3 separate regions of the Homo sapiens genome follow, and regions 2 and 3 are each linked to region 1. Evidence: chromatin loops called from intact Hi-C (ENCODE). Cell type or tissue: endothelial cell of umbilical vein. All regions are shown on one strand.

The links. Peaks named below come from ENCODE experiments on the same cell type or tissue, not always from the same donor. Only the 100,000 strongest peaks of a DNase experiment are listed, where the experiment ranks them.
Region 2: a loop joins it to region 1, with 3 times the contacts of the local background. A loop is called at or near these places in 4 of 110 quality-filtered maps.
Region 3: it touches region 1 in a loop (5-fold over the local background); 13 of 110 quality-filtered maps call a loop at or near these places.

Annotation. Positions count from the first base shown.
Region 1 is chr1:61,434,763-61,437,262 of GRCh38, reverse strand. The region is part of intron 10 of NFIA (nuclear factor I A); the gene reads right to left. Among named protein-coding and RNA genes, the nearest start is that of NFIA-AS1, 180 kb to the right of the region's middle. RefSeq lists an enhancer at 171-672. In endothelial cell of umbilical vein, a CTCF peak has its summit at 1,075; DNase peaks (open chromatin) are centred at 332, 1,012 and 1,832; H3K27ac peaks cover 2,304 bases.
Region 2 is chr1:60,962,244-60,964,743 of GRCh38, reverse strand. NFIA-AS2 (NFIA antisense RNA 2) reads left to right here. Exons shown (of 7, transcript NR_110617.2): 2 at 940-1,178. Among named protein-coding and RNA genes, the nearest start is that of NFIA-AS2, 7.2 kb to the left of the region's middle. In endothelial cell of umbilical vein, no CTCF peak of the experiment used is centred here; a DNase peak (open chromatin) is centred at 1,473; H3K27ac peaks cover 2,099 bases.
Region 3 is chr1:61,357,920-61,360,419 of GRCh38, reverse strand. It overlaps NFIA (nuclear factor I A), which reads right to left. Exons shown (of 11, transcript NM_001134673.4): 6 at 1,146-1,273. Among named protein-coding and RNA genes, the nearest start is that of NFIA-AS1, 110 kb to the right of the region's middle. In endothelial cell of umbilical vein, no CTCF peak of the experiment used is centred here; a DNase peak (open chromatin) is centred at 1,459; H3K27ac peaks cover 520 bases.

The DNA.
Region 1 (2,500 bases):
TGCCAGGGACCAATGGAAGGAAGACTGCGCTTGAGAGGGGCAGAAGCTGTATGTCATGAGGGCTGGCCTTATGCTTCCCTTCACTAGTCAAGGCAACAGGAGATATGCAGCATAGTCCAGCCCTGGAGGGCAGCAAAGGGTGCTTCCCACATTATTAAGGCAGCACTGTGAGGGTCCGAGGTTGCCCTGTGCTGAGAACAACTGTGCCTGGTGGCATCCCCATTATCTCAACACATTCAGACTCTGAGGAAGGAGGGTGTTGAGGGTGAGAAACACAGGGCCAGAACAGCCTGTCCTAACCCAGTGTCCCTGCTCCAAGACAAGGGATCCGGCTTATCACAAGCTCATGTGACTCATTAGTTAAATGTGTAAAGCGTTTGGAAAGTGAAAAGCCAATTAGAAGTGCTAAGTTATTTCATCTCTGCTGTAAAGGAAGCAATGTGAGACCTTAAGAAAAATTCTCATGCAAATATTTTGGGGGAGGTGTGTGCTGTGGAATGTAACTCAATGAACAGACTCAATAGAAAGGCTATATCCCAAAAAGACAGGGCACAGATCAAAGAATGTGCCTAAGTCCTCAATAAACAAACAGGAAGGTAAGCAGGTGGGTGTGAGAAAAGTGGCAGGAAGAATCACTGAGACCTCACGTGAGATCTTCGATGGATCTCACATTAGACAGCAAGCTCTGGGCTTGAAACTGTGTGTGTCAGTGGAACTTTCAAGGCCTTAGACTCATTAGAAGCCCTGGGAAAGCCTAGGTCCAAAAGGATTCCTAATGCTGAATCCTTTCCTCATGTGAACAGTCATTATTTAGAGTGTAGAAATATTCGGTAAGGCCAATTTCTTGGGCATAGGATTTTCACAAGCAAGGACTTTGTGGACAGCGAGAACACCACCTGTATTGAGTTCTCTCCTCAAAGTTCATGCAGCAGGGCCAGTCAACTCATTTTCCTGTTCTCTGAACTTGTGTTGACTCAAGCTCTGCAAAACCAGGCTCTTTTCCTTTGCAAAGGAAGCATCTGGTTCCAAGTCATAAAAGAGAAACCCAGAACCTATTGCTGCCTGTTTGGTAAGCACTCTGGAGGGCACCCAGGGGGCACTGTTTCACAGAGCTCCCCTGCAACCACAAAGGCACATATCCTCCAACTCAGCCTTTTCAGAGTCCATGTTTAACCAGCACACGGTGACCCAGCCCCATGGGAGCAGGTCTGCACAAAACGCCAGGACTTCTGCCCAAATCCTGGACCTCAAACAGAGGCTGAAAAGAAATGACCTCTGCACAGTCACGCACATAGCATCTACATCTCCTAAACACATAGGGAGTGTGTGGAGGAAAGGCAGAATAATAAGCCAAGCATTCAGAGACAAGAGGGTCAAGTGCAACTACTGGAGTTGAAAAGTGCATGAAACCTATCAGGGAATAGGAAAAAAGAATATGGCAGATCCTATTAACAGTCTATCCACTACCTATTGCGCCTTCTTCCTTGGGACAATTTTGCTTAGAGAGGCAAATGTGACTGGTCCTAGGTGACGGTCATGATTTGAGCCAATCAAGATAATCTTCTGCTGGTTTTCTCAGCATCCTTTGCAGCTAGAGATTAAAATGTGACCCAGATTTAGCCAATGAGACCTACAAAGAAATTTGCTAGCAGGGTGCACAGGAGGAATAGCAGGGCCTTTTCCCTGATATTAGAGGAAAAATAAGGTATGATATGACTATGCTATTTGGAGCTGCAGCAGCCATCTTGCCGTCAGAGGCTCTAAGCATGAGGCTGAAGAGGCAGCATACTGAGGAAGACAGAGCAGAATGTTAGGAACGGCATGGGTTCCTGTTGGCCTCGTGCAGCGCTGAAACAATGCCAACAACCACTCACTCACAGATTTCTTGTTACGGGAGGAAAATAATCCTGACTGGCTTAAACCACACTTAATTGGGGTTTCTTCTATGAGGTAGATACTATTATTGCCTTCATTTCACAGATGAGGAAGCTGAATTTTAAAGGGTAAGATACACAAGATCACTGAGATAAATGGCACAGCCAGGATGTCAGAACAGGTCTGTCCTACTCCTTGAATCATGACTTTTCCTCCTGTTCCCCCAGAGAAACCTGGTGAGTACCCAGTACATTTCCCTTAGTACCCTGGAATGTCACTGATCAGAAGCATTGTTATGGAGACCCACCTAAAAGCTAGAAATGTTGATGGCATTTCTGCACTTGGCACTATGGTTTTCTAAGTTCCATGCATGGCTATCATCAACTTTTGATCTAGTTCCTGTCAGTTCTGTCCACCAACTCACAACTCCTTTTTCCAACCCTTTTCCTGACATCATTTTCTGTCCCCCTTTTCCCACAGTTCCAAGTGCTAATTTAATGGATAGCAGATTTTTGGTCTATTCCCTTCCTCTCCCATACAATGTAAAATTTCCTGTGAAATCTCTTTTTTACCTTCCCCTTCTCTATTGCCACTGTTCTCACTTTAATATTAAAAAAAAGGAAGC
Region 2 (2,500 bases), 470 kb after region 1:
TCCCATAATCCCCATGTGTTGTGGGAGGGACCCAGTGGGAGGTAATTGAATTATGGGGGAGGTTACCCCATGCTGCTGTTATTGTGATAGTGAGTGAGTTCTCAAGAGTTATGTTGGTTTTATAAGGGGCTTTTCCCACTTTTGCTTGGCACTTCTCTTTCCTGCCATCATGTGAAGAGGGTTGTGCTTCCTTCCCCTTCTGCCATGATTGTAAGTTTCCTGAGGCCTCCCCAGCCATGCAGAGCTGTGAGTCAATTAAACCTTTTTCTTTATAAATTACCCAGTATTGGGCAGTCCTTTATAGCAATATGAGAACAGACTAATACATATGCCTAAATATCTGAAAAGGCCTGAAAGCTGACTGAATTGTTAAGTTCATGAGGGCAGGGCTGGTGTGCCTATCTTGTTTAATATTGTTCCTAGCAGAATGATGAATACTAAATAAATATTTGTTGATGAAATAATGGACAACTTTTACCCTACCCTTAGGAATTAGCAAACTCAAGTAGCTGAGAATAATTCTAGAACCACTTTTTATGAAGTTCTCTAGAGTGGACAACATTTTTTCCCTGAGTACAACTAACAAACCAAATGTCAGGAGGGGAGGTTGTCATAAGCCATTCACTCTGTTCCTTTGTTCATTTGATGAATAAAATTCCTTTTTATTTAGAATAGAGGTAGAATTTTTTTAATCCTGGACTCTGGCATGGTGTTTGAGTCCCCAGAATCACTAGCTCAGACTGACAGACATGTTATCCTTCCTGCTTAAACACTTTCCTTAATAGATGGCGTCTGGTGCCCTTAAACGCAAGTGCATTCCCACATGGGAGAGTGGCCATATTTCAGCTGTAGTGATGGGGTGGGCAGTGCTCTGTCAGATCAATTATGTACAAAGGTCATCTTCTCTAAGGTTCTCTCAATTTTTTTTTCTCCTGACAGTTCACCTTGTGCCCAACCTTCTGTCTCCCTGAGTCAGACCTGCAGACGATTGCATGCCACCAGCTGTCTTCACTCCTGAGAACATGACACAAAGGAATGCTCCCTGTCAAGTTCTTCATTATCCTTCTGATGAATTTCCCCTGGTTTAAACAAGTTGGTGGTAGACAGACCTTTCTCGCATTTTCACAGACGTGCCAGGAGGAAACCCAGCGTCTCTCAGTTTCCTTTAAATATATGAGGTGGTATCTTATTGTGACCTCAACTTTCTTCTGTTTTCTATTCACCTCATTTTCTATTTCTTCTGAAGTAGTAATGCCACTTTGACCACAGTGAACAGGGCAAACCACCCCTGGGGCTGTTTAGAAGAGCAGGGAGTTCTCTGCCAGTGTCTTCTCTCTTCTGTCTGGGTCAGCCTGGGCAGTGGTCAGGGGAGCTGTCTGGCTTCCTAGCAGGTGTTGTTGTTTGTGAAACTTTATAAAACCCTCTCCTGGGGTGTGCAGAGGAGATGACGGCATCACATTCTGTTATTTCAGTGAAGTTTTTGTAGTCTGACTTGGCAGAAGCCGGTCAAAACATAATGAAAGCAGCTGGCAGGGGGGCACCATGTGGGAGTATCAGAAAGGCAGCAGCTCCTGTCCACTTCCAAAAGTGTAAAGTGGCAAGTCAGGTCAGCAATTTCCCCAGTTACATTCAGGATGTGGCCACTTCTTCATGTTGCTAACTTATACTTGATCTGAGCTAACATTATCGCTCCATCTGAAGTCCTGCAGTGGCCTCCCCTCTTGTCTCCCTGCAACTTCTTGTCCCCTCCAAACAGTAGTCAAAATTATGTTTTTATAATGCAAATCATTGAAAATAGTTCAAATGCTTCCATGGCTTCCTCTCTTAATTAGAATGAAACCTAATTTCTTGTGATGACCTGCCAGGCCCCCGAGACTTCACTGCCCCTCCTTTCAGACCTCCTCTTCTACCATTCCCTCACTCATCACTGCAGCCTCCTCCTCTTCTGTGGAGGCATCAAGTCCATTCCTGCCTTATGGCCTTGGCACTCGCTATTTCTCCTGCCTAGAAGGTGTTTTAACCAAACCTTTGCAAGGTTAGTACCTTCTTGTCCTTGAAGCCTCAGCTTATAGGCAACTTTCTTGGGTGAAACCTACCTGACCACCCAATATAAAGCAGACCCTCCCATTTTGCCCTGGTTTATTTTCTTCACTGTACTTCTCTCTTGCAGGATTCTTCTTATTTATCTTATATGTTCCTCTATTATCATCTGCTGTCTCCGAAAGAAATTATTCCCATGACAGCCTTTTTTGATCATCACTATATCCTCAGGGTTAAAAAAAATGCTTGTGGTACCGTCGGAGCTTAATAGGTATTTGTTGAACATTTGAATGAATGGATGTAGTCTTTGCATTCTTCTGTGTCTTCTTAGACTGCCACCTGTATTTTTCATTTATACTTTCTTTAAGACGTAGTTGATTAGAGTTTAGGACCTGGATTCTGACAACATTGTGTTCAGGGTCCCATTTTGCTGCATGCTAACTGAAGAACCCTTGGGCAA
Region 3 (2,500 bases), 77 kb after region 1:
GAGAGGCTAGGTAACTTGCCCACAATCACACAGCCAGCAGGAGTTGAAGCCAGGTTGGCACTCCAACTGTCTGATTTCAAGGCACATACTCTATCCTTTATACCCATTGGACTTGCCATATTCAGGAAGCTTTGGAGAAGATTCCCTCTAAACCACGTGTTAGACATTGGAAAGGGTTTCAAATAGTTTTTGCAATCAGACTTATCCATATTACTCCCAAGACTCCAGAGCCAAGATTAGACTACCCCAGGAGATTAGACCAGCAGTCATCATTTGTTCAGTTTAGTACAGATCAGAATAAAGAGAGTTGTTCCATTTAAATAGAAAAATAATCATGATGATATCCAGTAATAGGAAAAATATTGCAAAGTGTCCTTATTATATAAAAATCTGAGTCTAAACTATCGCAAGGAACCCATTCTTCTTTCGAATGTTATCGATCCTGCTGAAAAAGTTGATAGATTTTTATTAGGATTAAAAGATAATTTCAAAAACTAAACCAAAAGATAGTATAAAAACAAAAACAATTGGGAGGCCGAGGTGGGTGAATCACAAGGTCAGGAGTTTGAGACCAGCCTGGCCAACATGGTGAAACCCCGTCTCTTTTAAAAATACAAAAATTGACCAGCTTGGCCAACATGGTGAAACCCCGTCTCTACTAAAAATACAAAAAATTAGCCAGGCGTGGTGGCAGGTGCCTGTAATCCCAGCTACTCGGGAGGCTGAGGCAGAAGAAGGAGGAACCAGGGAGAAGGAGGTTGCAGTGAGCCAAGATCATGCCACTGTACTCCAGCCCGGGCGACAGGGCAAGACTCTGTCTCAAAAAAGCAAACAAACAAACAAAACAAAACAAACAAAAAAACCAAAAGCAAATCAAATGCTGGATTGTGGTGTAGGGGAAAATATGTAAGAGCAGAAAATCATACACCATCTCACCAGTCTTGCATTTCAGTTGAATTACTACTGCTTTGCACAGCCATCCTTTTATGAATGTGGCAATCAGATTACAATACAAACAAGTGCTCATCCTGAAAAAGTGAACTACCTTGAGCTTTCTTTCTTCACTTTTATGCGTGGCATGGGACCCCACACGTATTTTCAGTTTCACAGTGTTAGCCACATGCCCGTGCCGCCACTCTGCTTACCTGGCTCCACTTCATGCCATCCACTTGACTGACTGCCACTTCCTGGGGAGCGCCCTTGGCCTGTATAAAATGGCTCCTCACCAGGACTGTCCATTTCATCCTCCACAGACTTGAGGCGCTTTGTGGAGCTGAAATAACAAATGGGTGCATGTTTAAAAGCAATCGCAACCACCTTTCTCTTGGACACTGCACCTCTGGTTGAAAGAAAGCCAAGGGAGGAAGCAATTGGGCAACTTAATGTAGTTCTAGGACTCCTTTTAAACTTCTGTTCAGTCTGGTGAGTCACTGGATGTAGAACAAAGTCTTGGGTCTGTGTTGTTCCAAGTGTCTGAGTTTGATTTTTATTGTCAATCAAGTTGCTGCTGCTGCCACATCCTGTTCCTGTTTCCTTTGAGGAATAAGCGGCTGGCTCTAGCTCCTGCCTCCACCTGGAAGTGTTGGGAGTAAGGCCACATATTTCCTATCTCCACAGGTGGTGGCTGGGGCCTGGCCATCAGCAATGAACCTGGGCATCAATTTAATCCCTGCTGGAACCTCAGAAAGGATAAAAAGCAGGGCTCGTGATCCTTCAGGAAAAGCTTGGATTGGGCTGGGCATGGTGGCTCAAGCCTGTAATCCCAGGACTTTGGGAGGCCAAGGCAGGCTGATCACACTTGAGGTCAGGAGTTTGAGACCATCCTGGCCAACATGGTAAAATCCTATCTCTACTAAAAGTGCAAAAATTAGCTGGGTGTGGTGGCAGGCACCTGTAATCCCAGCTACTCGGGAGGCTGAGGCAGGACAATTGCTTGAATTGAGAGGTGGAGGTTGCAGTGAGCCGAGATCGTGCCACTGCACTCAACCCTGGGCGACAGAGCAAGATTCTGTCTCAAAAAAAAAAAAAAAAAAAAAAAAAGAAAGAAAGAAAAGAAAAGAAAATGAAAAGTTTGGATTGCTTTTTTTTTCTTTTGCCACATTTTCCCATCTTCCACTTGGAGTTGTTCATTCAAAAAAACATTTACTGCACAGCTAGTCCAGGTCCTGCTCTAAATACTAGAAATAAATCAGTGAACAAAACAAATAAAAAGGAAGGAAGAAGGAGTGCTCTGTCCCCTGAGAACAAGAGACATAAAAAAAGAGTGGCCCAATGACTTTTATGTGCTTTCTCTATGCAAAGATTATCAAAACAAAGTTTTATTCCATCAGGGTAGGGATTTTCATTTTTTGGAGAGGTACGGTCAAGAAACTTTCAGAATATATCTCATTTTTTCCAGTTGAAGGACTGAATATTCTCCCCAGTTTGAGGCTTCAGGAGTGAAAACGTAGTGAAATGCCGCCTGCTGCTATGCTTGCTGTAGTTGTTTTAATTGAATGCC